Linked DNA regions of Homo sapiens: regions 2 and 3 are each linked to region 1. Evidence: chromatin contacts called from ENCODE Hi-C or POLR2A ChIA-PET data. All regions are on one chromosome and are shown on one strand. The core of a region is the stretch at or near the end of the contact, and the rest is flanking DNA. Distances in the headings are between cores, read along the strand shown.

Region 1 (4,546 bases), core at 1,496-3,995:
CCTCTACCCTAATGGAGGTGAGACGTCCGCACATCACAGAGAGGGGCCGTCATCTGCGCAGGGCCACGGCGGCCTGCAGGACAAGCAATCAGGGCCCACTCTACCCCCGACCCCCACTGTACCCCAGGGCCTGCCTTGCTGACGGCCACCAGCAAGAGCCCAGTAAGTGGGTGCAGAACGCACAGGCCAGAGGTGGGGGCTGAGCCTGGTGCCCACAGACTCCATTTCCCATGGACCTGCCCCTAGAGAATTCCCACCCTGAGGCCACAGGTCTAGAAGCTCTCAGCCTGACGCTGATTCCTGCCAGCTCCCCATGTGGCCATAGCCTCGCTCAAAGGCCCTTGGGTGCCAGGACAAGCGCGTTCACAAAGAACACAGCCACAGCCTCCACCACCTGGAGGCTCAGGCTCGTGCCTTTGGTCACTTGGTCCCCAGGCCTCGGCTTGGACGCCTGTCTCCACAGGCTCCCAGACACTCCGCACAGGGCAGCTGTCCCGTTCTAGGCCCTGGGTATGGGACATGGAGGCCGGGTGGAAGGCCTCAATGGGGAGGCAGTAACAGGATGGTAGGGCGCCCTCCTGCCAGGGGGTCCCACCAAGGGCAGCCAGCAGGACTGAGACAGAACCCAGTCCCTCCCCACCCACCACTCCAGAGCATGCTTCCTGGGGCCAGCACCATGCCTGACCCTCCGTGGGTCCCCACATGAGCTGGACAAATGAACGACCAAAAGACAGGAGGCTGTGGTGCCCCACCCACCTGGACCGAGGGAAAGGGCGGAGGGGAGGGCGCCCTGGTGGTCCCCCGCCTGAGGCCAGGGCCATAGATGACCTTGCAATCCCAGCCCCCCACACCTTTCTCTGGCCTGGATTCCCGAGGGCCCCGGGGAGGCAGGGACCCCCAGCCCAAGTGTCCTGCGGCCCCACCACCAGCCCCGCCAAGGCCCCACCCCAAGTTCTAGAACCTGGCTGATCACTGGCGGTCAGCGGGGACCCAGGAGCGGGGAGGGGTGGCGGGAAGGCAGGAGAAAGTTGAGGGAGGCAGGCGGGCGGGTGGCTAACGGGGTGGTGGGTGTGAGCTGGGCCAGGCACTGCCCACCACCCGCCCGCCCGCCCCGCAGCTCGGGGGCCAATGAGCAGCGGCCGGCCTGATGTCACCCTGCAAATCTCAGCCTCGCTCTCTAACAAAGAGAACAATGGGGCGGCCAGAGGGAAGCTCCGACGATGCCACCGCTGGACCCCACACCCGGGGCCTGCCGCCCGCCGGCCTGCCCAGCAGGCTGCACCCCAGAAGTGGCTTTGACAGCCGGTCCTTCCCCAGGCCCCGAAATCCCTGACTCGGGGCCAGAGAGTGGAGCAGGGACCCTCTCCTGCCCGGTCCCGTCCCCACCCCAGTCAGGGCCCCAGGCTGGAGACTGAGACGTGCGCTCTTTGTACTGTCAGCCTTCTCTCCCGGTCCTGCAGGCGGCCCCCCTAAGCCACCCCTAAACCTGCGCTTGCCCCGCCCCGCCGCCTGTGCTGGGTGTGGGGCGCCCCCCGCCCGGCCGGAGCCCCGGGCCCTCGAGCCCCTCTCTGGGGTGCCCCTGCGGGCGGCCGAGGGCCTGGGCTGCGGCGCGGCTCCCCGGAGCCTTTCCGGGCTGGAGGCGGCCCAGACAAAGGCGGCGGCGGGGCCGGAGCGCGCAGGGGAGGAGCGCGGGCTGCGCCCAACTTTCTCCCGCGGCGGCTGCAGGACAAAGGCGCAAAGGCAGCGGCCGAGGCCGGAGCCCACGCGGGGCGTGTCCGGTGCGGGGCGTCCGGCGCGGGCTGGGCTGGGCTCGGGCGACCCCCTTCCCCGGGGCGGACGGTGCGGGGACCCCCAGGACAGCAACCCCCGACGAGGGCCACTCACCCTGGCGACCCACGATCTCGGCGACGTGCTCGGAGCTGGGCACCGGGACGCACTCGGTCATGTTGACGCTTTTCTTGCGGCTGCCGATCACGCTCATCTGGTCGGCCAGCAGCGTCGGGGGCCCCAGGGCCGCGGGGTGGGGCGCGAAGCCCGCGAACACGTCGGGGGGCGACGGCCGGGGCGGCGGCGGCGGCGGGGGACTCGCGTTGGGGTCCAGCAGCGGCAGCGACCCGGGGGCCACGGCGGGGGCCAGGGTCGGGGGCGCGCCGGCCTCAGGTCCGTCGGGGGGCACAGGCTCCGGAGCCGCCCCGCCGTCCGCGCCCCCCGCCGCCGCTGCGCCGTCCCCGGCCGCCCCCTCCTCGTCCGTGTCGCCAGCGCCCCCCAGCCCGAGCGCCGACAGCTGGTCCAGCGCCAGGCGGAGCGCGGCGGCCGCGTCGTCGGGTTCGGGCGGCGGCCGGGGCGCGGGCGCGGCCTCCTGGGCGCCCTCGGGCGGGGGCGCAGGTCCGGGTCCGGGGTCCTCCCCCGCCGCCCCCACGCCGCCGCCGCCGCCGCCCCCGCCCCCGCCGCCGTCGGGCTGGCCGAGCGAGCTGGGCATGGCGGGAGCTAGCGCTGGGGCCCGCGCTCCTGCCGCCCGCGCCGCCGCCGCCGCCCGCGCCGCCCTCCGCCTCTGCGAGCTGGGCCGCCGGCCGCCTGCATCCAGCGGCGGGGGCGGGCACGGGGGGCCGGGCGGGCGGGGCGGCGGCGGCGCGGGGCTGCTCGGGGCCGGGCCGGGCCGGGCCGGGCGGCGGCAGCGACTCTGGCTGCGGCTCGGCGGCGGCGGCGACGGCGGCGGCGGCTCCTCGGCGGCCGAGGCGGCGGCGGCGGCGCGGGACGCTCCTTCCCTCCCGCCGCCTCCCGCGGCCCCGCCCCGGCCCCGCCCCCGCGACGTCACGCCGCGGCCCAACAATGGGCGGCCCCCAGGGCGCAGGCGCGCGGGGCGGGGCCGGGGCGGGGCCGGCGCCGGGCACGTGGTCCAGGCCCCGCCTCCGCCCGGCGCTCGGGCGGGAACCCGGGCGCATCCGCACGTGCGGGCGCTGCTGCAGGTGTGTGCGGCTCAGCCCCTGCCTGGACAGCGCTCCCTCCCCAAGCCTGAGAGTCCCTGCCTCGCGCGCCCCAGGGCCCGAGGTCCCGCTCCCCAATTTCCCCTAGAGATCCGGGTCGCCCCCAAGCGAGGTCTCTTGCTCCACGCCCGCTTCCTTGTGCCAGGGACCCCCACCTCCCTGCATAAAGGCGTGGGGTCCTCTCCAAGTCCCCCTCGCGATCCCACTGGACTTCGAAGTCAGGCTCCTGCCCGCCCACCGCCTCTGTGCCAGGGTCCAACCCCCGCCCCACGGTGCACCCCCCAGGGCCTGGGGTCCCAGTCCCCAAGTACCCCTTGCTATCAGGTGGGCTTTAGGGTCAGGCCCCTGCCCCACCCCCAGCCTCTGTGCCAGGGACAGCTCCACAATCATGCACACCCCAGGGCCTGAGGTCCCTCTCCCCTAGTCTCTCCTAGCTCCCCTCTGGCTGGCTCCCGGCTTTGGGATCAGGCCACCTCCTCCACGCCACCTCCTCCGCCCCACCCAAGGCCACAGACCCGGTCTCTGTGCCCCCAGCCAGAGACCTCTCTACCACAGTGGTGCTTCCATGGCGAGGGCAGGCTCACACCAGCCAGAACCCTCCATGTGGAGCCCCACCCTCTTCTGGGGTGCCTTTCCCCGCAACGGGCGTTGTCCACCTCTAAAGCCACCCTTGCCGGGCGCGGTGGCTCATGCCTGTCATCCCAGCAGTTTGGGAGGCCGAGGCGGGTGGATCACGAGGTCAGGAGTTAGAGACCAGCCTGGCCAACATGGTGAAACCCCCGACTCTACTAAAAATACAAAAATTAGCCAGGCGTGGTGGCGCGCACCTGTAATCCCAGCTACTCAGGAAGCTGAGGCAGGATAATTGCTTGAACCCTGGAGGTGGTGGTTGCAGTGAGTCGAGATTGCACCACTGCACTCCAGCCTGGTTGACAGAGCAAGACTCCTCTCAAAAAAAAAAAAAAAAAAAAAAAATAGCCGCTTTCCCAGCGGCTCTTCCTCCAGCTGTCCTTCGGGGCCTTCCTTGCACCTGTGGGGTTTTTTGTGATAAACCTGTCTGGCTGGGTCTACCTGCCCCCCTCTTCTACCAGACCTGTCCCTGGCTGGCTGTGCAAACTTGGACCGAAGGCAGGGCTCTCTGGGCAGGAGTGGGGCAGCCTGCCCCTTTGCCTAGCAAGGCTTCTCCTCTGTCCCCTCCCCCCGCCTCACACACCCTGGGTCCCCCTCAGCCACTCTTCTAGTCCCTCAGCCACAGCCACCCACTGCTGGGCCCTTCACTTTTGGTGGCTTCTCTGCCCACTTCTTCCAGGCAGGCAGGGTCAGGATCCCCCTGCCTGGAGCCCTTCCCCACCCAAAATCTCTCTCCTGACCCCAGGCTGCATCCAGCCCCACTTCCCCTCCTGGGGTCCTGGACTTCTCTTTCGTGCACGCCCATGCTTGGAATTGTTTTTCTATCTCTCTTTCTTTCTCTCTTTCTTTTTTTCTCTTTCTTTCCTTTTTTTCTTTCTTTCTTCCTTTCTTTCTTTTCTTTTTCTTTCTTTCTCTTTCCTTTCTTTCTCTTT
Region 2 (4,441 bases), core at 901-3,400, 100 kb after region 1:
TCTCTCTCCTTCCCTTCCTTCCCTTCCCTCCCTCCCCCTTCTCTCTCTCTCTTTCTTTTCTTCCCTTCCTTCCCTCCCTCCCCTCTCTCTCTCTTTCCTTTCCTTCCTTTCCTTCCCTTCCTTCCCTCCCTTCCCCCCCCTTTCCTTTCCTTCCTTTCCTTCTCTTCCTTCCCTTCCTTCCCTCCCTTCCCTCCCTCCCCTCTCTCTCTCTCTTTCGTTCCTTTCCTTCCCTTCCTTCCCTCCCTTCCCTCCCTCGTCTCTCTCTCTCTCTCTCTCTCTTTCTTTCTTTCTTTCGCTCTTGTTGCCCAAGCTGGAGTGCAGTGGCACAATCTTGGCTCACTGCAACCTCCGCCTCCCGGGTTCAAGTGATTCTCCTGCCTCAGCCTCCCGAGTAGCTGGGATTACAGGTGTGCGCCACTATGCCCAGCTAATTTTTGTTTGTTTGTTTTTTGAGACGGAGTTTTGCTCAGTCGCCCAGGTTGGAGTGCAGTGGCGCGATCTCAGCTCACTGCAAGCTCTGCCTCCCGGGTTCACGCCATTCTCCTGCCTCAGCCTTGCGAGTAGCTGGGACTACAGGCGCCCACCACTATGCCTGGCTAATTTTTTGAATTTTTTTTTAGTAGAGACGGAGTTTCACCTTGTTAGCCAGGATGGTCTCGAACTCCTGACCTCAGGCGATCCGCCTGCCTCGGCCTCCCAAAGTGCTGGGATTATAGGTGTGAGCCACCGCGCCCGGCCCATGCCCGGCTAACTTTTTGTATTTTTAGTAGTTTCACCATGTTGGCAAGGCTGGTCTCGAACTCCCGACCTCAGGAGATCCGCCCACCTCGGCCTCCCAAAATGCTGGGATTACAGGCATGAGCCACCGCGCCCGGCCCACTCTTTTTCTTCTCTTTTGAGGCAGGATCTTGCTCTGTTACCCAAGCTGGAGTGCGGTGGTGCAATCATAGCTCACTGCAGCCTCCACCTCCTGGCTCAAGTGATCCTCCCACCTCCCACGTGGCTCGGACCACAGGCGTGTACCACCACACTAGCCTAATTATTTAAAATTTTGAGTTTGGGTGCCGTGGCTCACGCCTGTAATCCCAGCACTTCGGGAGGCAGAGGCTGGTGGGTCACTTGAGATCAGGAGTTGGAGACCAGCCTGACCAACATAGGGGAACCCCTTCTCTACTAAAAATACAAAAATTAGCTGGGCATGGTGGCACGTGCGTGTAATCCCAGCTACTCGGGAGGCTGAGGCAGGGAGAATCGCTTGAACCCAGGAAGCAGAGGTTGCAGTGAGCCAAGATCGCTACTGCACTCCAGTCTGGGCGACAGAGTGAAACTCCGTCTCAAAAATAAATAAATAAATACATTTTTGTAGGACAGGGGTCTTGCTATGTTTCTCAGGCTGGTCTCGAACTCCTGGGCTTAAATGAGCCTTCTGCCTCAGCCACCTAAAGTGCTGGGATTACAAGTGTGAGCCATCACGCCCTGTCTTTGCCACTCTTGCATTTGGGCATCAACGCTGGCATTGGCCAGGGGAACTGGGATTCTGGAATTTTCTCCAATTGGCTCCATCCTGAGAATCCCATATTTGGAAAGCTGTGAATTCAAGTTCCGAGTATCTTAAAACCTTTGGATTTTACCCATCGAGGCTGAGGATAGTAAGAATATTTACCGGCCAAGAATATCACTTTAAAAAAAAATCAAAACAAACCTTTGTATTCTCTGTCCTAGGTAGACCCTAAATCCTGCCCTTGTCCTCACCTCCTGCGCTCAGATCGGAAACCTGGGACCTTTGCCTCCAAACCCCACCCCACAATCCCGCCCAGGCTCAGGACTCAGTTCCCTTCGCCCCCACCGCGCCCTCCCCCGGCCCTCTGCACCTGCCGCGTCCCGTACCCGGCCTGCTCTTCTTCACCATTGGTGCCTTTTCCTTCAACCCCACCTCCCCAGGGAAGCCCTCCTGGTGACTTCACCACGCCTGTGTGTTCAGTTATTCTCCCTCTCCCTGGGAGGTGGGGAAACCGAGGCATAGAGCGGCGAGGCTGGTGCTCACGGCCCCCCGGGGTCCTCCCCAGACCCCTCCCCTCCCTGTGGTCCGGGGGTGCATGGGGTGGGGCGCGGGGGCCTCGCTGGTCCTGGGGTTCAGTCGGGCGCGCGTGCTGCCACCTGGTGGCCAATGGGGCAAGGCCGCGGGTCCTCCCCGGGCGTCGGGGCCCCCACCCCACGGAGCCCACCCTGCGCTGGGGGAGGTGGGCTCAGGAAAGCCGCGGCCCCCGCTCGGGACGCCAGGGGTGGGGGACACGGAGCTTCGCCAGACTCCCCCAAACTCGGGCGCGTCATGGGAAGAATGGAGGGAGCTGGATGATGGGGGTCCTGCGGGCTGCCTTCCCTGGGTCTTCTGGTGTTGTCCCCGTCCCGTCCCCTTCTTACCCCTGCGTGACGCCCAGACCGAGGGAGGTGGGACTGGGACCCCCTTCCAGGGACAGAGCTGCAGCGGGTCTGGCGTCCACCAGGGCGCGCCCGCAGCCCAGAAACCCGCGGGCGCTCCCCACGTGCGCGCTCACACGTGCATCCGCGGCTACCCCAGTGCCTCGCGGCTCGGGCTTTTTTTAATTTTTATTTTATTTTTATTTTTTTGAGACGGAGTCTCGCTCTGTCACTCAGGCTGGGGTGCAGTGGCGCGATCTCGGCTCACGGCAACCTCCACCTCCCTGGTTCAAACGATTCTCCTGCCTCAGCCTCCAGAGTAGCTGGGACTACAGGCACGTGCCACCACGCCCAGCTAATTTTTGTATTTTTAGTAGAGCTAGGGTTTCACCATGTTGGTCAGGCTGGTCCCCAACTCCTGACCTTGTCATCCGCCCACCTCGGCCTCCCAAGGTGCTGGGATGACAGGCATGAGCCACCGCGCCTGGCCGGCTCAGGCATTTTGACCCGAGGCACACGTGGTCCTGTGTGGTTGGTGTGTTTCTGAATGAACAGTGTTCACGTAGATTCAGGTGTGCCACACGTGATGTATACGGGGCATGCTTATGCGTGTTCTCGCATGCTCGTGTGCATTCTAGCATGTGTGCTCACTCCTATACACAGGTTTGCATGCGTGTGCTGGCATGTCCGTGTGGGTGCACACAGAGGCTGTGACATGTTCGCTCGTTGCCACGAGCTCAGGTGTGTTTGTACATGGTCAGTCCCGTTTATACATGTGCACGCATGGGCACGTATGTGCCAGGAAGGTTCACACATACACCTTCTCATGTGCGGCCTGCTGTATCTGCACATGTGTGTCCTGGTAAACGCGTGTGTTTGCGTGTTCTGGTGTGCTTGCGCATGTTTGTGTGTGTGCATGTGGGCGCACTCACAGCCACAGCCCATGCTGGCGTCCCTGAGTGCAATGGCCCCTTATGGACTGGGTCCTACAGGACACCCCTGAGTCAGGCCCCACATACCCCAGGGCCCTCCCACAGCTCCACTGCCCCAAACCCCCTGGCCCTGTGAGCCGATCCCTGCAGCCAAAGGGTCCAGGTCGCCCCCAGTCAGCCTCTCCCTGGTCTGCCCCAACCCCCAGCTCTCCACTCGATCTCCCCCACTTCAGTGGCTGCAGCCTCCTGCACCCGCACCCTCTTCCTGCTGTGGTGGCTTCTGGGTCCGGTCCCCAGTCAGCCCCAGCTGCTGCCTGTGCCCCCAAGAGATGCAGAGCTCTTAGGAGGCAGGGCCGTGTCTGGGGTCCACGGCTGCACCCTGATCTCTGGTATCCAGCCGGCACGCGGTAACCAGGTCAGAAGCCTAACCGTCCTTCAGCCGGGCCCAGCAGCTCCCGTCGCTATGGGAAATCCATGCTCAGCTCCCACAAACCCAGCAGTCACCAGCTGGCCTCAGCCAGAGGTTCCCCTGTCACAGAGCCTGCCAAGCAGAGACCCTCCTGACACTCACTCACCCCTTCCTCTCCAGTGGTGGGGCTGGATGAGCGGGCCGCCTCCCTCCTCTTTACCGTTCCCTCTCCACCTGGCAAACTCCTATTCATCCTGTGGGGCCCTGGAACATGGGCCCCACTTCTAGGATACCTACCCCAGTCCTGGGGGTGAATGGACCAGAAGCTACCTTGGAGAGCAGACCAGGTGCCAGCTCCCAGGCTCCCAGCCCTCCTGGGTGAACTTGGGTGGTGGCAGCTGCGTCTCATTTCCAAGCCAAGCCTGTAGACAGGAGCCCAATGGCGGTTAGTCAATGGCAGACCGCCAGGGAGGGGTGAATGCTGGTTCCCAGGCTGTGTCAACATAGCCAACCAGCTGCCCAGGAGGCTCTGATGTGAGGACCGTACCCACTGCTGGTGCCTCCCTCCCTCCCTCCCTCCCTCTCTGTCTCTCCCTCCCCTCTGTCCCTCCCTCCTTTCCTTCATCCCTCCCTCCCTCTGTCCCTCTGTCACTCCCTGGCCCTGGCCACCCACACAGCCCCC
Region 3 (4,085 bases), core at 1,586-4,085, 120 kb before region 1:
TGGCACAGAGGAGGCATCAAGGGGGCGGGGACAGCTCGAGGTCAGACTCAGAAGGCTCAAAGACACTCCAAGAGTGAGCCGTGTGCCAGGCTGCGGACTTGCGGGGAGGTGTCACAGGACAGGGGTGGGGGAGTGAGCATTTCATGGAACTTCCCCTTTAGCCCAGCAGCAGTAGGGGGCGTGGAGGACCCCAGGGAGGAGCCTAGGTCGGGGTCTTGGGCTAGGCCCTGCGTTCTGCAGTGGGAGAAGGGGGAGACCTCTCTCAGTCTCCTGAAGTCCTAGGGGGCTGTGGGGGGTTCTTGAGGCTCTGAAATGTCTGGTGATGTCTGAGTGTGGCTGTGGTTCAAGGATTTACAGGGTCGAGGATTTTAGTGTGTGGGGGGGGATTGTTCAGGGACATAATGTTTTGTAGATTTGGGGCCAAGGGCATCTTGTCTTGGGGTCTCAGCCCCCATGTACCCTCAGCCCTCCAGGCCCTGGCCACCCCCAGAGGGATAAGAAGGGAGGTTCAGTGTCACTCCGGAGGCCTGGCTGGCACAGGTGAACTCAGGCAACACGTTCCCTGGCCCAGGCCTCAGTTTCCCCATGTATACAAGGACAGGACTGACCTTGGATCCCCCAAACCCCTGCCTGATGGGGGCCTGGGGAGCTGAGACATCTGAAACTACACAGGGAGGTGGGACTTAGTTCCTCTTTGGGGGAGGCAGGGATCATCCAACCCACCCTTCAGTAAACAAGACTGGAAACCGAGGCCAGAGAGAGACATGCCCAGGGGGACACAGGGACAACAAGGCTGAGCTGAAGCCAGGGCCCTGGGCTCTGCATCCCCAACCCCATTTCAGCCTCGCCCAGCTCTGCCCCGGCTTGACCTGTCAAACCCCACCACGCGCCCTACCCCATGGCTCCACCAGACACCCCCTGTGTCCCAAGCATGCATTGATCTTCCCTCAGCCTGGAACGCCTCTCCTCCTGATCACTGCTGTTCACTTCTCAGGGCAGCCTTCCAGCCTCCAGAAAAAAATCCCCTTCGAGGCGGGCGGATCATGAGGTCAGGAGTTTGAGACCAGCCCGACCAACACGGTGAAACCCCCTCTCTATTAAAAATACAAAAATTAGCTGGCAAGGTGGTACATGCCTGTAATCCCAGTTACTGAGGAGTCTGAGGCAGGAGAATCACTTGAACCCAGGAGGCGGAGGTTGCGGTGAGCCGAGATGGCGCCACTGCACTGCAGCCTGGGGGACAGAGCAAGACCCCATCTAAAAAAAAAAAAAAAAAAAGGCCGGGCGTGGTGGTTCACGCCTGTAATCCCAGCACTTTGGGAGGCCGAGGCGGGTGGATCACGAGGTCAGGAGATCGAGACCATCCTGGCTAACGTGAAATCCCGTCTCTACTAAAAAATACAAAAAATTAGCCTGGGCGTGGTGGCGGGCGCCTGTAGTCCCAGCTACTCGGGAGGCTGAGGCAGGAGAATGGCGTGAACCTGGGAGGCGGAGCTTGCAGTGAGCCGAGAACGTGCCACTGCACTCCAGCCTGGGCTACAGAGCAAGACTCCGTCTCAAAAAAAAAAAAAAGAAAAAAAAGAAAAAGAAAAAAGAAAAGATCCCCTGTGTCTGCCCACTGCATTGCCTCCCCAGACCCAACCAGTGGGGACAGCTGCGTCCAGCTCTGGGGGCTCCCAGACAGCCAGGCCGAAGGGCTCTCAGCCCCTGGCAGTGCTGGCCCGGGACAAGGCCCTCGGGTCTTCAGCTCAAGGCCCAACAGGAAACAGCACGGGTCCTCCCTTGCCTTTGTCTACGGGGCCTTGAATACTCGGACCTTCCCACCCTCTCCTATCATTCCCTGCACCAGCCCTTGCAGAATCTTCCGCCTCCTCTCCATTTTACAGAGGAGGAAACCGAGGGTTGAGCGGCGAATGATTTGCCCTGCCTGCCCAGCACGGAAAAAAATCACTCTTCTGGCCCCAGTCGCCTCCCTTTCTGTGCTGTGAGTCTGTGTCCAGAGCAGGAAGGGCTGCTCCGAGCTGCAGGGACGGGCTCTGTGTGTTAAACCTTCAAATGGCTTCCAGGGACTCATGGAGCATCCAGGACACCTGGAGATGGCGACTCCTGGGACCCCTGGCCCTTCCCTCCTCTGGCCTTCGGTCCGTGAGGGTGAATTAAGTGTGCCACCCACCAGGGGCAGAGACACATGGAGACAGAGATTGAGAGACAGAGAACAGAGGGGGAGACAGAAAGAGAGAGGGACATGAAGAGCAACGGAGTTACAGGAGGATCTGACGCTCCGTTGGGGAGACAGGGAGAAATGTGGGGAGATGCAGCGTCCCAGGTGCTCCCCAGTGGCCCTGCCCCTCCTCCCCTCTCCCCTCCCCACCAGGCAGGACCCTCAGGGAGCTCCAGCCTGGACCCGAACCCTGTCCCACCCTGACGCACCTGCACCAGGCCAGGCTGGACCTGTGGGGTGGGTGCAGGCCTGGCCCCAGCCCGGCCACTGCCCTGGAAACCCCTCCCCCGCCAAGATGCTGATGTAACATCCAGGATTTGATGTTTTACTCTCCAATTCTGCAAATCCAGACGCAGGAGGTTTTAAGAGGCCGTTGCACCCTGCAATAAAGTGCGGGACACAGGAATCTTGGTCCTCGGGGCACCCCCTTCCCTCGGGGGGGTTTCGCCCCCCGCACTCACGGCCCCTGAGCCCGCGCGGAGGCCCGACGCCCCGCGGCCGACGCCGGTCCCCGCCCCGGGCCGCCATTGGCTGTTGCCATGGCACCAGCCCGTCTTCCCGCGCCCTCATTGGCTGTCTCACCCGCATCCCTCATCCCGCATCCTCCCCCGCTCGCGGTGGTCTCGCCCAGCGCTAGGAGCGGCAGCGCCGCCTGCCCAGGCCCGGACCGGGCTTTGTCCGCCCCGGAGCCCCTGCCCGCGCCGCGGAGACCCCGGAGCCCGCGCGCTCCGAGGCCACCCCGGGCCGGGATTTCCGGTGGGGCCCGCGGAGCCGCGCAGAGGGAGGAGGCCCCAGACCCAGGCGCCCCGCCAGCCCAGCTGCACGTAAGCGGGTGTGTGTCCTCGGGGAGGAGGGCAGGGGCGCGACCTCCGCCTCGCGTCGAGGTTTCCATCCCTGGCTCTCAGCATTGCCCGTCAGCACAGACTCTGGACCCTCCATTTCCCCAGAGTGGGAGCTGGAGGGGAAACTGAGTCCCGGTGAGCTGGGCGTCAGCGTTTCTGCAGCCGGTCCTGCGCACACACCCACTCACGGGCTTCACCATCCGGACCTCCCTGAGGTGATCGGAGGAAGGGATGGGCAGGCCAGTGGTGTGTCTTCGGGGGTGTTGCTGCACCTCTCTGGGTGTCAGTTTCCCTCTCTGGAAAGAGGGGGTTTGGATTAAAGGAAGGAGAAAGGCCCCTTTGGGCCTGGCTTCCCATACCTGTGCCTCCCTCCCCTGAAATGCAGCCCGCTCAATAAGACCAGCCCCCAGTCATGGTGCCTTCAGGGAGTGATCGCTCAGGAAGGCCCCCAGGAGGCTACACGATGCAACCTGGGGGTGAAAGTAGGCAGAAGAGCTTCGTGGAAGAAGCTGCACTGTGTGGGATGGCAGGACTTAGAAAAGGTGCTCTAGGCAGGGCAACTGCACGTGCAAAGGCCTGAGAGAAGAGAGCCTCCAGCCTCTAAGTGAGTCGCGGTGTACATGGAGGAGTCGGAGCGTATCCTGAGGGCACTGGGGAGCCATGGAAGGTGTTTGAGCATGGGAGAAATGGGATCTCACTTGTGACGTTTAAAGCTCCCTCTGGCTGTGCATGGGGGACTGTGGGAGGCCAGGAAGAGGCTGATCAGAATGTCCTCACAGAGGGGTGTCAGGAGCTGGGGGAGGCATGATCCCGCTGGGCAGAGCTTGGAGGGACTAGCTTAGTCTGATGAGGATGCAGAAATGACCACCGAATGTGGGGAGAGGGAAGGTGTCTGAGGCTTGGCTTCGGTCAGCTGAGAAGAACCACGTGGGGGAGGCCTGGGTTTGGGGAGCAGGAGGCAGACATGTGTTGCTTTGCACGTCATCTGGTCCTTCCACCTGGCTGGGCATGGGATGGTGACC

Evidence for each region. Hi-C counts contacts between places; a loop is a spot of excess contacts on that map. ChIA-PET counts read pairs that join two places held with the same protein, here RNA polymerase II (POLR2A). Pooled maps may share reads with other maps.
Region 2: a loop to region 1 is called in a pooled map, with 2.2 times the contacts of the local background. The contact joins the enhancer-like site here to the promoter of MEX3D in region 1. A Hi-C loop is called at or near these places in 6 of 168 maps with a recorded cell type or tissue (head of caudate nucleus, ovary, pancreas and 3 more) and 3 of 50 pooled maps. POLR2A ChIA-PET finds 5 or more read pairs at or near these places in 6 of 52 experiments (GM12878, H1, HEK293T and 2 more).
Region 3: a loop to region 1 is called in a map with no recorded cell type, with 2.2 times the contacts of the local background. The contact joins the promoter of APC2 here to the promoter of MEX3D in region 1. A Hi-C loop is called at or near these places in 1 of 37 single-sample maps with no recorded cell type and 2 of 50 pooled maps. POLR2A ChIA-PET finds 5 or more read pairs at or near these places in 6 of 52 experiments (A673, H1, HEK293T and 3 more).

The regions. Positions count from the first base shown.
Region 1 is chr19:1,565,580-1,570,125 of GRCh38, forward strand. MEX3D (mex-3 RNA binding family member D) reads right to left here and starts at 2,746. Exons shown (of 2, transcript NM_203304.4): 1 at 1,885-2,746. The coding sequence starts at 2,479. RefSeq lists silencers at 2,746-2,935, 2,976-3,025.
Region 2 is chr19:1,669,984-1,674,424 of GRCh38, forward strand. No RefSeq gene overlaps it. Among named protein-coding and RNA genes, the nearest start is that of TCF3, 20 kb to the left of the region's middle. RefSeq lists a silencer at 1,867-2,566 and an enhancer at 2,391-2,918. Within about 2 kb of position 2,151, at least 2 of the 41 ENCODE cell types and tissues checked have a DNase peak (open chromatin) inside an H3K27ac peak, as active enhancers do.
Region 3 is chr19:1,447,286-1,451,370 of GRCh38, forward strand. APC2 (APC regulator of Wnt signaling pathway 2) reads left to right here and starts at 2,836. Exons shown (of 15, transcript NM_005883.3): 1 at 2,836-3,053. RefSeq lists a silencer at 2,683-2,882.